Regions from separate parts of the Homo sapiens genome. Here region 1 is linked to region 2. The links are chromatin contacts, found by Hi-C or POLR2A ChIA-PET in ENCODE. All regions are on one chromosome and are shown on one strand. The core of a region is the stretch at or near the end of the contact, and the rest is flanking DNA. Distances in the headings are between cores, read along the strand shown. Region 1 overlaps CACNG4 (calcium voltage-gated channel auxiliary subunit gamma 4). Region 2 overlaps CACNG4 (calcium voltage-gated channel auxiliary subunit gamma 4).

The links. A loop is a pair of places that touch in the nucleus more often than their neighbours do. ChIA-PET counts read pairs that join two places held with the same protein, here RNA polymerase II (POLR2A). Pooled maps may share reads with other maps.
Region 1: a map of A673 shows a loop between it and region 2 (2.1-fold over the local background). The contact joins two enhancer-like sites. A Hi-C loop is called at or near these places in 2 of 168 maps with a recorded cell type or tissue (A673 and posterior vena cava) and 2 of 50 pooled maps. POLR2A ChIA-PET finds 5 or more read pairs at or near these places in 1 of 52 experiments (SK-N-SH).

What each region holds. Positions count from the first base shown.
Region 1 is chr17:66,976,704-66,981,904 of GRCh38, forward strand. The region is part of intron 1 of CACNG4 (calcium voltage-gated channel auxiliary subunit gamma 4); the gene reads left to right. Among named protein-coding and RNA genes, the nearest start is that of CACNG4, 15 kb to the left of the region's middle. RefSeq lists enhancers at 1-684, 1,429-2,006, 1,790-2,084, 2,007-2,583. Within about 2 kb of position 3,673, at least 2 of the 41 ENCODE cell types and tissues checked have a DNase peak (open chromatin) inside an H3K27ac peak, as active enhancers do.
Region 2 is chr17:67,019,464-67,024,967 of GRCh38, forward strand. It overlaps CACNG4 (calcium voltage-gated channel auxiliary subunit gamma 4), which reads left to right. Exons shown (of 4, transcript NM_014405.4): 3 at 5,397-5,504. Among named protein-coding and RNA genes, the nearest start is that of CACNG1, 22 kb to the right of the region's middle. Within about 2 kb of position 2,576, at least 2 of the 41 ENCODE cell types and tissues checked have a DNase peak (open chromatin) inside an H3K27ac peak, as active enhancers do.

The DNA of each region.
Region 1 (5,201 bases), core at 2,423-4,922, 42 kb before region 2:
GAAAGTGCTGTGAGAAGCACAGCGGCCGTGCTCCCACAGAGGCACCACACAGGACACAGTGACTTCAGGCTCCTTTTCTTGGAAACACTGTTGGCTGTGGCCTCTTTTCCCTCTGACACCTTGGCAAGGAGGAGCCTGCTGGTGGTAACCTCACACGTCGGCTGTGCTTCCCGCCAGTGTGGTCTCGCTTGGACAGCACCGCCCCCTCCGTCTCCAGCCCACTCAGTCACCAGTTCATCCATCCAGCAAATGCTGCCAAGAGCCTGCTCTGTGCCTAGCAGAGACAGAAGTCCCTCTCCTGCAGTATCCCTCGGGGTTCCTTTCACCCTCCCCAGGCCTATGGGCTCCACCTCCGACACACGCCCACTGCCTTCCTTCCCTCCACCTCTCTCCATCTCAGAGCACTCCCAGCTCTGTCATCTCTCGCCTGGATGCCCGCTGTAGAGTCCTGACTGGTCACTCTCCCTGCTCTCCACACACAGCCAGAAAGAGCTTGTAAAAATATCAACCAGATCACATCATTCCCCAGCTCAGTACCTTCTGGTGAGAACACATCCCTCTGTGATAAAGTCAGGCTCATTCCCTGATACCTGAAGCCCCATGGATCCAGCCCGCCCCACGGATCCAGCCCGCCCCACTTTCTGACTCTCCAGGAGCTTCGTGCGCAGAAGGGAGTCGAAGATGACATCTGAACTAAGTCTGTGTGATGGTCAATAGGACGGGGGTTGTGGGTGGGGGATCGATGAGACCTGCATTTGAATCCTGCTCTGCCCTGTGTTAGCTCTGTGACCTTGGACAGACTCCTTAGCTTCTCTGGGCCTCAGTTATTTTCTCATCTGTAAAATGGGGATATAATGATAGACCCTCCCCTCCCCCATCTCATCAGATGATCAGAACGATTAAATGAGATTGGACATGGGAAGCCCTGAGGGTGGCCCAGGCACCACGGGGCAGGGAGCAGAGCTGGGTGCAGAACCAGACCTCACCTCTCTCTTGTTTTTTTCTGAGAGCTACCACACGCACCTGCAGGGCCAGGGGCTGCCTTGGAGAGCAGAATTACTTAAAACTGTGTCGTCCTTAGGTGTTTGTGGGGCACCTGCTGAGTGCCTGGCTTCAGGCCGGGCATTGTGGGCACAGAAAGCCCCCAGGGTATTTACTCTCTGGTTCTGGAGACCCTGGGGCACCAGCAGTAGGACAGACACCATACAGGGCACGATGTGGAGAGGGCAACAGAACACGTCCTAGACGTTAGGGGCTCCTCCCGGACGCCCTAAGGAGGCCTATCCCATAGGGTTGTCAGGAGAATCAGATGGGAAATACGCACAGGGCTCCCCGCACATCTGTCTCACCATAGACCTGAAATAAACAGCAACTCTTTTGCTTGGCATCTTGGAGAGGAGGTAGGATATGGTGATAAAGGGCCCAGATCCCAGAGTGAGTCAGGGTTTGAATCCAGGATCTGCCTCCTACTAGCTGTGGGGCCTTAAGCCAGTCATTGCACCTCCTTTGAACCTCAGTTGCTTTCTCTGCAATATGGGGTTGTTAGCGATACCTGCTATGCAAGTTTGCTGGCAGGAGTCGCGATAAAGTATCTAAGTGCTTGCTTTGGAGCTGGCATAACATGTGTTCAATGCATGTAGTTATTCTCATCTGCTAACCCAAAAAATACGTGGTACATGGGGACAGGGGAGGGGACCCAGAGTGAAGATGGGTCTCAGAGGAAGGGGGGCTTCGGTTCTTAATTCCCAGGGTTCCTCCTGCCCACTTCACCCCTCCCCCACACACCAAAGCACAGGCAAGAAAAGGACACAGATCCCCAAAGACTCCCTGAGGACATTTCAGGACACCCAGGCTCCCTTCCAGGGGCCGGACAGTCCGGCCAAGGCCATGTCACCAGCTCATCATTAACATGCGATGGGGGAGGGATGCCCCGTACTCGCTTCCGGCCCTCAGCTCTGAAAAGCCTGATAACAAGTGCACATTGACGGCCCAGGTTCCCCAGGGCGAGCACGCTGTCCCTGCCTCGCATCTGAGCCTTCGCCCGAGACATTTTCTCGCTTCAGCAGTTTGGCATGTCATACAAAGGGGCTCTGATTTTTCCTGATATCCAACTCCTCTTGCATGAAAAATGGCTTTGGTTGTCTTTCTGCCTGCGGATTCCTGAGCGTGAGTGGAGGCCAGATGCCTGGTGGGCAGAGTGTCCTCACTTGCTCAACCGTTTGGAGGATCTCCCGTCTTCTACCTTGTGGCCTGCGGCCTTGAGGTTCAGTCTCTGGGGGAGTTCCCTGCTGGCTGCAGGCCTGCCCCGCACCCTCCTTCCAGCCAACCCCCTTCCCTCACCCTGGTGGTTTCTGATGTGTCTCCAGTCTTCTTTGTGCTGCTGCCATTCGCACAGTCCCAGTCACCACACCCACACGGCCAACCTGAGGTTCCTTTTTGTGTGAGCATCCTCTGCAACCCAAACCCATTTTCCCCATTCCCCAGTGCCGCCTTCTCTTCCTCTCGTCCCTCTTTCTCTCCTTTCTTTCTTCCTTGTATTTCTAATTAATTCTTCCCCTTTTCCCTTTGAGTCTGCCATCTTTGTAAACCACGCAAGCCCTCTCCTGCTTCCTGTTCAAGTCAGTCTTTTGAGAGTTCTTGAAGCATTTCCTAGATAAAAATGTATTATTTTAACTCTGTGATTATTAGGAGGGTTATTAAACATGAAGAGAATTCTATTAAATGGCAAATTGAGTGAGCCAAAAACCCACAGATGTGGAACCTTTGAAGATCATCTGGTACGAAACAGATGTGACTGTACCAGTGGCTGCTTTATCAAGCTGGGAACAAATATTGGAAGGAAATTCACCAAAATGTTAAACTGATGGTCATGGGAATGAGGAGTGACTTATCTGATCTCCTTCTTCTTTCGAACTTCTGTGATGCAGAGAGGAAAAAATATAAACCCGATATTTAGATGAAAAGCATCCCAAGCCCAGTCTCCAGACAGATGAATGGGTGTGTATGCCGATTTGACACGGCCGGTGTTTGTTCTTTTCATGCTTTTTTTTTTTTTTTTTTTTTTGAGATGGAGTCTCACTCTGTAGCCCAGGCTGGAGTGCAGTGGCGCAATCTCTGCTCACTGCAACCTCTACCTCCTGGGTCCTGGTTCAAGTAATTCTCCTGCCTCAGCCTCCCAAGTAGCTGGGATTACAGGCATGTGCCACCATGCCCAGCTAATTTTTGTATTTTTAGTAGAGATGGGGTTTCACCATGTTAGCCAGGCTGGTCTTGAACTCCTGACCTCGTGATCTGCCCACCTCGGCCTCCCAAAGTGCTGGGATTACAGGCATGAGCCACTGCACCCAGCCTGTTCTTTTTATTCTTAAATGCATCCAGGAACACGCTCCCAGGCACTATGCCCAGCGACTTCTTGCCAGCATTTTATTACAGGCCACTTCTGACTTATAACCAAATTGATTCCTGGATCAAAGCCTTTGCAAGCCAACCACAGTTGAATCTTTATTTCCTGTCAGCACAATTTCCACATTGGGCTTCCATCCCTAGAAATCCATCTCCTACAATAAAAGTGCTAAAACTGACCATGAAAGTAAGTGAGAAGGAAATAAAACCCAGATCTATGCTTTTACAAACCTTTATCACATGTGTAAACCTAAGTACTTAATCGGAAAGCTGTGTCGTGAGAGGCCCCTCAGGGAGAATTTTTCTGCCTGAGTCAGATGGCTCAAGATTTCTTAATATGTGACTCCGATGAGGTTTGAGCAGAAGACGCTTGCTTTTTTAAATTATTTCCCTAGGAAACTGTCCTGTGGCAAGCTTAAGCAGGCTTCATTGCACCAAAAATCTTCAAACTCTTTAAAATAAAAGATTCTTTTACCTCAAAAATTTTCCATTGACAATTCCCTTTGTGTAAATTCTTTTTTTTTTTTTTTTTTTTGAGACTGAGTTTCACTCTATTGCCCAGGTTGGAGTGCAGTGGCACAATCTCATCTCCCTGCAACCTTCACTGGGTTCAAGCAATTCTCCTGCCTCAGCCTCCTGAGTAGCTGGAATTACAGGCGTGCACCACCACACCTGGCTAATGTTTGTATTTTCAGTAGAGACAGGGTTTCACCATGTTGGCCAGGCTGGTCTCAAACTCCTGACCTCAGGCAATCCGCCTGCCTCAGCCTCCCAAAGTCCTGGGATTACAGGCGTGAGCCACCGCACCCGGCCTTGTTAGAAACATCTTTGCATTTCTTCCAGAGGTTCCTCTAAAAGAACAAAAAAAAGAAAAAGTAAATAAAAAGAAAAAAATCTTTGCATGGTGAATACTGGAGGAAAGGCAGTTTCCAATGTGACTCGTGCGACCCTGAAACAATCCCTCACTCTTTGTGGCAGTGAGTCAGTTGACCCTTCAAATGTCCATCAATGCAGAGACACAAGCTTCCCCTTGTGTCTTTGTTGCCAGGTGCTCAGAATGTTACCTTCTGTTCTTAGCAAGAGTTTCAGTTAAGGCAGAAGCGCGAGGGAATATGGAAGGAGATGCTGATCAAGTCCAGCATCCTCCAGCTGAGATTCCCAGTACTAGGACTACAAAATTATCCCTCAGTTCTAATCAAATTTGCTACCTTCAGTAGTAATGTCTGTTCCTTTCTTCTTGCTCAGTCTTTCCTATAGCTGAAAACAAAGCAATCATCTTCGACCCTTAATAGCCCTTCATATTCTTGCAAGCAGTTTTTTTGGGTTCTTCTTTGGTCTACCCATCTCTGGAGGAAAGGGAAGGAAATTTACCTGGTTTTTTGTTTTGAAACCTAGTTGCTTTCTCTAGACTGTGGCTTGAAACATACAAGCCTTTGTGCAAAGCACTGGGTCAGGGTTGGGGGTGCTGGGGCCGAGAGAACCACAGGAGACCCACTCTGTTTGTCACCAGTGGCCTCTTGAGCCGCCCGTGAGTAGGACGGTGCTCAGGCGAGCCCGGCAAGGTCCCCTCCGCCCTAGCTGCTTATCCATTCAACACCCTCCTGCTGGCTCCTCTGTTTAGAGTCCAGAATTATGAATAGTTTAAAAAATAAGAGCAAATGCCTGCTGAGCCCTTGCTATGCACCAAGCACATTAGGTATTATCTCAAGAACTTTCCATATGTTATCTCAACTTATCTTTGTAACAGCTATAATTTCACACTAGTTAATTACTTAACTATGATTTAATCAGATTTCAGG
Region 2 (5,504 bases), core at 1,326-3,825:
ACTGCACAACTCAAGGGATGTCACCTGCATAAATTATGGTATGAACATCCTTCCAGTTGTACAGTGCACGTCTGCACAACCAGCCACAGAGGCCCTTGGTGCTCAGCCTAGCTGGGATGGCTCAGTTGAAAATCAGCCCCAACTCAGAATCTGCCTTTCTCTGCCCAATCCAGGGCAATCAGGTGGTTCTTAAAGCTCTGGGGGCAGATGTGCCCATGGCCCAACCCTGGGACTGTAAGGAAAGAGGCATTAGAGAAACAAACCGTTCCCTCTCCATTTCCCACTGGAGCTCCCCTGAGGTTATGGGCGTTGGTGCTGGTTGTTCTTTACTCGCCTGTCTCTGTCCCATTCATGGTCCCGGAGTGCTGGGGTCTCTTTATGGATTGGCTTCAAGATGCAGAAGCCCAGAGGTCACCCCACATGGCTTCCCAATCTCCCAGCAGGAAGTAGATGTTACAGTCAAACAGGATGAATGAAGGATGTTTACGGAAGGACTATTTACAAAGGTGCGGGTGAGGTTAAGGGAAACCCACAAGGGCTGGAGAGCACCCCGGGGCCAGCAATAGCCGGGAGCCCTTACCCTCCTCAGCCTGGATAGGTGAGGGGGGCAGGCATGGGAGCCTGGAGGAGGGAGCAGTAGGGACAGGGCTGCCTGGCAGGAGCTGCGGCTGTTGGGAAGCAATGCCACCCCTTCACCTGCAGCTGGGCAGAACTCCCTCGCCGAGACCCTTCTCCAAAAGCCAGAGGCGGAAGCCCGAGGATTTGGTCCACACAGTCAGCTTGGCCCAGGGCAGGATGGAGTGAGGATCTGGAAGAGCAAGAAAAACAAAAACGAGTGAGCTGTTCCAGCTCCTCTGGGGAGGGCGCAAGGCGGGGAGGGCTGCAGAGTGATTTTCCCAGATATAATGATGGTGACAGCACAACCGCAATTAGAGCTCATTGGGGAAGGCCATGTTCTCCTTAAGCGTACGCTGTGGGGAAAGCAGCCAGGTTCATTAACAAGCTCAGAGATGCACATGGAAGAGACAGCTTGACGGCTTTCGGGCCTGTGGTCTCTGCTGCTGGCAGAAGTCAGGGCGGGGTGGGGCTGAACTGACTTCCCAACAGGGAGGTGTTTTTCCACTCGGTGGCTGCAGAAACAGGGATATCTGGCCCTAAAACCAAGCTCTGCATGTGTCTTTGATCATCCTTTTATCTCCAGAGTGCAGGTGCCTGTGAGCTTGAAGCCGGAGGGGCTGAGCAACTTTCAGAGACAGGCCAAGGTCATGATCACCACAGACAACTGGCATGTGTTTCCAGGGCCACCCTGATTTCTAATATTTTGTCTTCTGGTCCCTGTCCAGACTATGGCTCCTCAAAATATGTAGAAGCACAGGAGGGAGGTCTCTGGCGGCTGATATTTGCAAGAAGTGAGGGTTCATGAGAGTTCGTTTATTCATTCATTTAACAAGTTATTGCAGCCAGATGCAGTGGTTCACTCCTGTAATCCCAGCACTTTGAGAGGCCAAGGCGTGAAGATCGCTTGAGGTTAGGAGTTCCAGCTTGGTCAACATAGTGAGACCTCATCTTTACAAAAAATAAAAATAAATTAGCCAGAAGTGATGGCACATGCCTCCAGTCCCAGCTATTCAGGAGGCTAAGGTGGGCGGATCATTTGAGCCGAGGAAGTTGAGGCTGCAGTGAGCCACGATCGTGCCACTGCACTCCAGCCTGCATGACAGAGCAAGACCCCATCTTAAAAAAAAAAAAAAAGTTATTGTGGGCCTGCTATGTACCAGGCACTGTATTAGACATGTGGAGTACAGCAGCAAAGAAAACAGGGCTCTGCCTCCGGGTGGAGAATGGGTGTTTTGGAGAAGGCAGCAGAAGCTTCCATGGTGGGGCTGCCTGCAGGATGCCTGTTTCAGGCCAGCTCATCTGCGTGGGCGTGGAGCACCAACCCTGGTAGATCCAAGGCTGCGCTGCTCCCACCCAGTCTTTGACAATTCAAGAAGGAACTCCGCCCCGAGCCATGCTTTCTGAAGCCTTCCACAGAAGCTGGGCTTGTGTTGTTTGTTGCAGAGCCCCCTGAAGGCCTCTGAGCTCTTACGATGTCACTGCTGATTTGCAGGTTCACAGCCCAAGATTTGAGGGGGTCACCACCCCACATCCTGCCTACCTTCTCTTCCACAGGCTCTGCTGGTCCCAGGGCTTCCTGCCCACCTTGCCCTGGGCCTGGTGCCCCTCTCCAAGTCTGCATTTCCAGTTAGGTGGATAACTTCTGTGCCAGGCCGCAGGGGGCTGGTGTCAGGGCTGCTGGGAGTCCACAGTGTGCCCGGGGGTGAGTTAGAAGGAAGTGTCTTGTCTCCTGGCAGATGCAGATCCTCTGCCAGGGCTTGATATGGCCAGCAGGGCACGGGCTGGACTTCAGCCTCACTCATCCCTCCACCCCTTAGCCACCTGCGCTGTGCCCGACCTGCACCACTGTCCGTGGCAATCCCAGCTGGCATCTGCACATCCACAGCTCAGGAATGAGTCTGTGTGGCAAGGCATAGGTGCTTGTGTGACTTATCTGGGCAGGATGGATGGCTCTGAGCCAAGCCTGGGCATCCAGTGATCTTAGAGCAACTGGGCTTTTTTTTTTTTTTTTTAAGACGGAGTCTCGCTCTGCTGCCTAGGCTGGAGTGCAGTGGCGCGATCTTGGCTCACTGTAACCTCTGCTCCCGGGTTCAGGCGATTCTTGTGCCTCAGCCTCCTGAATCGCTGGGATTACAGGCACTCGCCACTATACCCAGCTGATTTTTCTATTTTTAGTGGAGACTGGGTTTCACAATGTTGGCCAGGCTGGTCTCAAACTCCTGACCTCAAGTGATCCACTCACCTCGGGCTCCCAAAGTGCTGGATGGACTTCCTTCTTTCGGATTCCTCTGACCTGTCTGCAGAACGAGGGCATTGAGGGGATGACTGACCTCAACTTTTCTGGCCAGCACAGCTCAGAGGCACATTTCAGAAACACAGGAAACTTCATCCCAGAGCCCGCTGCTGCCAGAAGGCAGAGAGGAATCGGAGAGGAGGAGGCACCGGAGAGAAGAACTGCATTTAATGCCCCCAGACAATCTCCTCTCTGTGAAGCAGGGACACACACTGATGCGTTCACAAAAAAGGAGACAAACCCTGCCTTCAGAGGAGAGGCTGACAGCCCTGAAACCCGCTCAGCTGGCTGGGGAGGGTGGCGCCTGCCAGTGCGGCCCGACTCACTGTCCCCTGCGGGGGCCACCAAGGGTCCATGCAGCCGAGATTTCTACGGGGCTGGGAGACAGCAGGTGCTTGGGAAAGGCCGAGCTCTGGGCTTTCCTTTCCCAAGCCTTGCTTCCCTCCCTCTCGCCTTCCTCCCAGCCCAGATGCTAAGGGAGGGGCACCCTAAGCCCCTACTGGGTGCTTGACATTTTCTCACAGTAACCCTCCAATGGGGCATGTTCATCTCCCAAGGCCATTGTAACAAATGATCAAAACTGCGTGACCTGCAACAGAAATTCACTGTCATGGTGTGGAAGCCAGAAGCCCGAAGTCAAGGTGTTGGGGGACCCTGCTTTCTCTGAAGGCTCTAGGAGAGGACCATTCCTCTCCCAGCTTTGGAGGTGGTTGGCACTCCTTGGCCCATGGCAGCAGCATTGGGTCTCTGCCTCCGTCTTCACAGCCCCTTCTCCCCTGTGTCTTCTCCTAAGGTTCTTATAAGGATGCTCGTCGTTGGATCTAGGGCCCACCGGATTCATCCTGGATGATCTCAGCTTGAGATTCTTAACTGAGTCACATCTGCAAGACCTCTTCTTTTTTTTTTTTTTTTTTTTTTTGAGACAGAGTCTCGCTCTGTCACCCAGGCTGGAGTGCAGTGGCGCGATCTTGGCTCACTGCAAGCTCCGCCTCCCGGGTTCACGCCATTCTCCTGCCTCAGCCTCCCAAGTAGCTGGGACTACAGGCACTGGCTACAACGCCCGGCTAATTTTTTGTATTTTTCCTAGAGATAGGATTTCACCATGCTAGCCAGAATGGTCTCAATCTCCTGACCTCGTGATCCACCTGCCTCAGCCTCCCAAAGTGCTGGGATTACAGGCGTGAGCCACCGCGCCCAGCCCTTTTTTTTTTTTTAAGACAGAATGTCACTCTTGTCGCCCAGGCTGGAGTGCAATGGCGCAATCTCAGCTCACTGCAACCTCCACCTCTGGGGTTCGAGAGATTCTCCTGCCTCAGCTTCCCAAGTAGCTGGGATTACAGGAGCCCACCACCATGCCCGGCTAATTTTTTTTGTTTGTTTTTAGTAGATACGGGGTTTCACCATGTTGGCCAGGCTGGTCTCGAACTCCTGACCTCAGGTGATCTGCCTGCCTTGGCCTCCCAAAGTGCTGGGATTACAGGCATGAGCCACTGCGCCTGGCCAAGGCCCTTTTTCCAAATAAGATCAATTACAGGTCCTAAGGGTTAGGACACAGGTATATTCTAGGGAGGCTGCAATTCAACTCCCTACAGGTAGATGTTACTATTCCCAAGTTATAAAAGGGGACTGAGGTGGTCACCAAAGTCAGCTGTCCCCGGTCAGCTAATCAGTGGCAGAGCGAGGTTAGTCAGTGGCAGAGCCCTGGTGTCAGGGCTACAAAGTTGGTTCTGTGGACACTGTGGGTCACGAGCATCCCTCTCGGCCCAGCCACACCTCCCCTGCGACTTCAGGCCGGTTTTGAGGTCCCACATCCTTGTCTATCACCTAGGGGCTGATGATGATGATGATGATCAAGGTATAGAATGGCCAGGCCCAGTGCTATGCACCTTACATGTACAAAACCAAGCACATGTGTAGGACACTGGTGCTATGAGGAACCTCATTCCACAGATGGGAAGCTGAGTTTTGGAGAGGGAAAGTGACTTGGCCAAGGCTACACAGCCAGCATGCCACAGCAGGGCCCACGCCCAGACCCACCTAATGCCGATGCGTGTGCTCTCAACCACTGACCAGGGCCACCCTTTGTGGACACTGCTTCCCAGCCTTCCAGGGGCTTCACGGAGACTGCGTTCATGCAAGGGCTTAGGGGGCTGTGCAGTGCCACAAAAATGTGATGCGGTTTGTTGCTTTCATGGCTGTTACTCTGGTCTCCCTGGTGCCCACTCCCAGGGAGAGACTAAACAAGAGGTAGACAGATGTGACTCCAGGGTGAAGGGCAGGCCCGGAGCCCCCACTTGCATCTGATCCAATGGCCCTGAGCCTCCCCAGGCACTGGCCCACCTCGAGTCTCCAGGTCCTGATGGGAATCTCAAATCCTGGGGAAGGGCCTGGAGCTGCAAGGTTCCTGGGAGACATACGCAGCCATGCCCGGGAGGGCACCTGATCTCACTGCCCTCTGCTTTGTGCCCCCCACCTCCCCGGCCAGGCATCGTGCGAGCCTCCAGCGTCTTCCCCATCCTCAGCACCATCCTGCTCCTGCTGGGTGGCCTGTGCATCGGTGCTGGCAGGATCTACAGCCGCAAGAACAACATCG